Regions from separate parts of the Homo sapiens genome. Here region 2 is linked to region 1. Evidence: chromatin loops called from intact Hi-C (ENCODE). Cell type or tissue: ascending aorta. All regions are shown on one strand. Links, peaks and the distances in the headings refer to the core of each region. The heading gives the core; the rest is flanking DNA. Region 1 overlaps LINC02284 (long intergenic non-protein coding RNA 2284). Region 2 overlaps LINC02284 (long intergenic non-protein coding RNA 2284).

Region 1 (2,914 bases), core at 319-2,818:
TAAAACTCCAAGCTCGGGGTAGGCACACGGTAGGCACTCAGTCATAGCAGTCTCTTTTTCCACCTCGGGAAGAGATGCTTTTATCTAAAGGTGTCATTTTCTCAGGAGAAGGGAGCCTAGGTTTTAACCAGTTAGAGCAATAGTGAGAGAAACAAAGGAACTGGATTTTGTCAATATTTTCTCCCCATGGCTCCAAAACCCTCTATGAGACACATCGAGTTCTTGATTACAGATTTCAGCTGCCAATATGCAGGGGTGTAGCATATCCAGTTGTTAAATATTGAAATGCTTCCTTACTGGCTGCTAAGTTGCCTCTGCATCCACTCCCTGTACAACCACCCCAGCCACCTTGGAACCCCTCACCTTCCCTTGATCCAGCAACCAAAGGGTTAATACCTGCTCCTTAGGGTAGTGGGGAGAAGACTGTGCTTCAGGGCCTTTTTAGGAGCTCTGGCTCATGGATCATTCCAATGCACTGACACCCAGGCCCTACTGGTTTCTAAGTACTTGAATTATCACCTCTGTTTCTAGCCAGCTCTCTTCATTTACCTTTTCTTTAGCTACCATCTCGTTTGTGGGAGAGCAGCAAACTTGAAATCACGCTCCCCTTGGGAGGCCCCTGGACTAGAGCCGCCTGTCCTAGGAAGTGTCTTGTCTACTTAATTTCCCTCCTTTGCTCCAGCTGCCATGAGGCCACTTTTCCTTGTAAAGTTTGTAACATGAACCAAAAGGATACAACTGAAGTCCCAGCCTACAGGGTAGCTTTGTTTATTTTGAAGATTTCAGAACCACGAAAGAAGGGATTTTAACAGTGTGGTTTCCTGTGGGTGGGCCTGATCTAAACACTGATCTTTTCCCAAGGGCACAGACTTGGAAGGAGCTCACAGAGCTGCTCCTGGACCCGGCCCATGCACACACAAAACTGAGCAAGTTTGGCCCCTGTTTCTCTCCAGTGGTGCCCCAGCCTGTGAACCACTCCTTCTCTAGGGTGTTGAGTTATTGTAAAAAGGTCCATGAATCCATATGCACCCCAAGCACTTTCTTTATTCATCTCACTGGTATTTACAGGGTACTGCAGCGTCCCCGTCCTTGCTGATTTTCAAATGTAATTCAATACCGTGTGATTAAAATAAAACTTAATCCAAATCTTATTGAACTCAGGTGCTTTTTATCACATATTTTAAAAATCAACAGATACTAAAAGTACAACTACTATCATGTGGGAATGGTATAAAATTTGACATTAACAAGAGGTCCTCTCCTAGAAAAGTTGGACAGCGTTGTGGCTCATTATGGAGGTGAGAAGAAGGTACATAATTTAATGACTAGTATAAGGGTAAAGAGACATCAGAACATCAATCCACCACTCTTCTGCCTGGGAGGTCATTATTCCAGTCAGTGGGGTGTTCCTGGTTCTGCATAACTGCAAAGTAAAGAGGAATATTAGGGTAATTCTGGAATCTGAAACCTCAGGGAAGTGTGCTTACATCTAAATAGGACTTTTACAAGCAAGATCAGTCATGGCTGATGGTATGTCACCCCCTCTGGAAGCACAGAGATCTGAAGAGGGCTGGAGGCCAGTGCAATTAGATTTGCATCTTCTCTTGCCTCCCTCCTCAGCCCTCTGCCCTCCTGTTCTTCCTCCTCTGGCTGGTCTTCAGAAAAGTGTTGGCAGGTAGCTTCCAGCTGGGATAGCTGCCAGGTTTCTAGATGGAGGAGCTATGCTGCAGCTGTGTTGGCAGGGAAAGAAATGGAGGAGCCAGGGTAAATGAATTAAGTCCTGATTCTCCATGGTTAAGCTATAGGACATTTCTAACACAAGGGGGCAGCTGCTGGCTGCATCACATCAGCTGATAGAAGTATAGTGTTGCAAACAGAACGAAATATAACAGTGACCAAAATAAAGAGAATCACCATGCTACAGCAATGTAGGGAGGGGTAACCTCCTTTTAAACAAAACCCCAATGCAATTTTTTTTTTAATCCACTATTTTTTATTATTTGCTGAGGATGTTGTAATACACCTTCAATCAAGCTGCACTATTTTGAGTAGCCATCTTATAATCGTTCTCATCTAACCCCAAATTGGCAGTATTCTAGGGAGTAGCCAGTTTCTAAGGGCAATATGTCAGGTCTCTATAGAATGAAATAAATGGAGAATTGGCAAAGTGAAGGTGACAAGGGGAATGTAGTCATCTGTGTCTCAGATCCAAAACACATTACTCTTTCCTCAAGAAATGGGATAAGTCATGGCTAAGCAACATAGTGGTGGAGGCATGCAAGGGCCAGCTCTCCAACAGAGCCTCCTCCAAATGTTTAAGACTCCTCAAGAGTTCACTTCTGATTTATCGAACTGATGAAAATATTAAGAATCTTTAAAATTGCTTTTGCTTCAGTACCATTGCAGTAGGCAGAATAGTGCCCTCCTCCCCAAAACGTCTATGTCCTGCTCCCTGGCACTTGTGCACAGGTTACTGCACATGGCAAAAGACTTTGCAGATGTGATTTTTTTTTTTTTTTTTGAGACGGAGTCTCACTCTTGTCACCCAGGCTGCAGTGCAATGGCGTGATCTCAGCTCACGGTAACCACTGCCTCCCGGGTTCAAGCGATTCTCCTGCCTCAGCCTCCTGAGTAGCTGGGATTACAGGTGCCTGCCACCACACCTGGCTAACTTTTTGTATTTTTAGTAGAGACGGGGTTTCACCATGTTGGCCAGGCTCCAGGCTAGTCTCTAACTCCTGACCTCAGGTGATCCACCCGCCTCGGTCTCCCAAAGTGCTGGGATTATAGGTGTGAGCCACCATGCTCGGCTGTGATCTTGACATGGGGAGATTATCCTGGATTGTCTGGGGGTGGGCACGATGTAATCACAATGGTGTTTATAAGTGAAAGAGGATGACAGGTCAATCATTGT
Region 2 (2,914 bases), core at 93-2,592, 65 kb after region 1:
TTGCTTGACTGTGGGACGCTTTTTCTATAACATCTCTCTGCTCAGTGTGTTTCAGATTATACTTTGGATAAATGCTGGACTAGATATTCTTTGTTTTTTCCTCCCTAATTCTAAAATACATGATGTTATGAAAAATCATGTCCATCAATGTAAGACATCATATAATTGATCAGTTAAGAAAATCCATTTCCCAAGAAGAAAAGGGTCCCAAGAAGAGGGATTGGTGTTTCCTAAGTTATTAAGCTTGATGAAGAATATGGCAGAAAAAAGGGCCTGGAAGGACAAGGAGGCAGGAAGCGCTATGGAGGACTCTGTCAGGAGGAAAGTCAATAACTCTTCCAGGGTTTTCAAATTTACTTACATTTGGAGTGGCCAGAATGCTTCTGTGTGTGTTATTTTTTACCTTAGTTGTGAGCATAGGGGACCTGTATGTCTTCTTGGGGTGGCTGTTATCAGAGAAAGGAAGACTGTGTCTGATAGATTCAGAAGTTCTGCCACCAAGACGTTCACCCACAGAATAACACATGATGAGCAATGAATGAGACATCATTTAACATACTGCAGAAGCAGCACAGAGGATTGAAAGCTCTCCAAACAGAGAGGTGAAGCCCCATGCCTTCTCTCTGGAGGCAGCTGGGGGTACCTTCTTCACGCCTTGAAAATCCACCACAGGTATGTGGAGATCCAAGAATATCAGTAATTTCTAGAGACCAGAAAGAAAACTTTACAGGATGACCAATGTAAACTGATTGTAGTGGCATTTAGTGACATTTATTTCCTGTGAGCCACAAGAGCTCCATATTGGCAGATCTACACAACTGGAGTTATACAGAGAAACAAAAGCAAATCAAGGCAGAAGCTGACATGCAATTCCTACTGGAGTTTCTTCCCTTCTTTAGCGGTTGGTTAGTGGACACCCTACAGGAAAAGAGGAGCCACAGCCAGGATGGCTGTCATGGAGTAATTTTCACCTACTGAAGTATTAATACTTCTTATCTAAAGTAATTTTTTTTTTTGAGACCGAGTCTTGCTCTGTCACCCACGCTGGAGTACAGTGGCGTGATCTTGGCTCACCACAACCTCTGCCTCACGGGTTCAAGCGATTCTCCTGCCTCAGCCTCTCAAGTAGCTACAATTGTACTATATAGTTTCTCACTTATAAAATCTGGCCAGATAATCAGACACAATTACACTCTTCATTTGCTCGGTGGAGAGACCGCTTTTCTAGCATGCGGAGGGCCTCACTGAGCCTAACAGCACATCAGATACGGGCCACCCTCATGTGCTGCCTTGCACACACATATCCTTAAAGCGGGTCAGCAATTCCATAACAACATTAAAACAGCAACTGGGGAAGCAGAGCCCCACGGCTGAGAGGCACCCAACCAGATTGCAGTGCTATTTTTATCCCTCGAGCTGAGCGTATTGATGGAATGGAGAATTACTTTTGTGATTAAACGTGGCCAAAAACCTAGCAAGTGTTAATCTCTGGAAATCTGTTACAAATGGGATGGCAAGCACCAGCAAACTGCTGTTTTTTAAATCTAAAAATAGTTCTTGGTTCTCTTGTAAGTAATGCAGCAGGAAGACAAGAAATTTTAATCGGTCAGAGTGGTTTGGTTTTTACAGTCAATTCCTGAATATAATAGCAGGGATGGGTCTCTGGAGCCCCAAGTGAGAGGAGTCAGGTGCTGAGAGGATGGGCAGAGGCCCTGGAGAGTCTGCATTTACATCTCTTAGCTGTTCTGGCCTAGATAACACAGCTCTAGAACCAGAAATACTCCAACTCAACGTTTTGGGGGCATTTATGTGATTGCGCTGGGAGTAGGGTCATACATGGGCAAAATCAGGGTGGCGGATTCACTGACTGGGTACCGGTTTGAACCAGTGATGAATGCATTGGCCATATAAAGTTAGTATTGGCTCCATTTCCTCTAGCTGTGTCCCTTTGGAAATCTGGTCCTTTTTGTTCGGTCATGGAAGTGGAGTTTCCAGTTGGGGTTCATGAGGAGGTGGCTGGTGCCAAACCAGCTAAGGCATAGCAGCTCCGGACCCAGTGGTACAGCACGATTCTTCAGTCATACAAACCCAGCCCTTCACGAACACTTTTCAGAACACTCCCTCCAGGGCTCAGTCCCACATTGTCTAGTATTCATTCCCCGCCCCCTTTAAGGAGCCCAGCTACACTTTGGCTCAGCTTCCTCTTGCTTGGGTGGAGACCCTAGACCCTTTCATTTCCAGTGATGTTCTTAACTCCTCCCGCTTTTAACCTCACCCAGTGTGCCTGTTCCATATTCCAGGGCCTCTGTCCTATTTCCCCATCACACTCCAGTTCTGTGTCTGTGGCAGCCTCATGGGCTGGGGCAGAAACTTTGCCAGACTCCTCTCCCTGTAGCTTGCCCTGATCTCCTCTTTCCATCTCCCAACAGAAATCCTGCTTCAATCTGCATAGTCTCCTGAGACCTAAGGATGAGAACCTTCACTAGCTAGACCCTTTTGATGCCAGCCCCACCCTATCAGATCATGCTTGTGAGAAAGCATTATCTTTCCAGGATAGCACAGTGGTTAAAAGCATGGGATAGACATTTATCCTGTCTTTTCTGTATTGAATGTATTTTAGGATGTCTAACTAGTTGACAAGGGTAAGTTCTTCTTATGGAATTCTAGCTAATAAATGCATAAAGAATAGTGGAATTAGAAAATTCACACTTTGGAACACCCGGTAAAACAAGGGGTCTATTCTAGGCAATGATCAGTGACTGCTCAAAGCATTAGGTAAAATTGTGATGGGGAATTTTATAAAGGATGGATCAACTTGACAACCTGATTTGACTAATCCACCTTAAAGGCATTAATGGAAAGACAGCCAGATATTATGAGCCTTCTAAAGGGATTCAATGGAAATTTCATAGCC

The links. Peaks named below come from ENCODE experiments on the same cell type or tissue, not always from the same donor. Only the 100,000 strongest peaks of a DNase experiment are listed, where the experiment ranks them.
Region 2: it touches region 1 in a loop (2.8-fold over the local background); 6 of 110 quality-filtered maps call a loop at or near these places.

The regions. Positions count from the first base shown.
Region 1 is chr14:56,421,697-56,424,610 of GRCh38, reverse strand. The region is part of intron 6 of LINC02284 (long intergenic non-protein coding RNA 2284); the gene reads right to left. Among named protein-coding and RNA genes, the nearest start is that of LINC02284, 110 kb to the right of the region's middle. In ascending aorta, for the core only: a CTCF peak has its summit at 1,821 (motif pointing right); a DNase peak (open chromatin) is centred at 1,740.
Region 2 is chr14:56,356,091-56,359,004 of GRCh38, reverse strand. All of the region lies in intron 6 of LINC02284 (long intergenic non-protein coding RNA 2284), which reads right to left. Among named protein-coding and RNA genes, the nearest start is that of LINC02284, 47 kb to the right of the region's middle. In ascending aorta, for the core only: no CTCF peak of the experiment used is centred there; a DNase peak (open chromatin) is centred at 1,313; H3K4me3 peaks cover 835 bases; H3K27ac peaks cover 1,536 bases.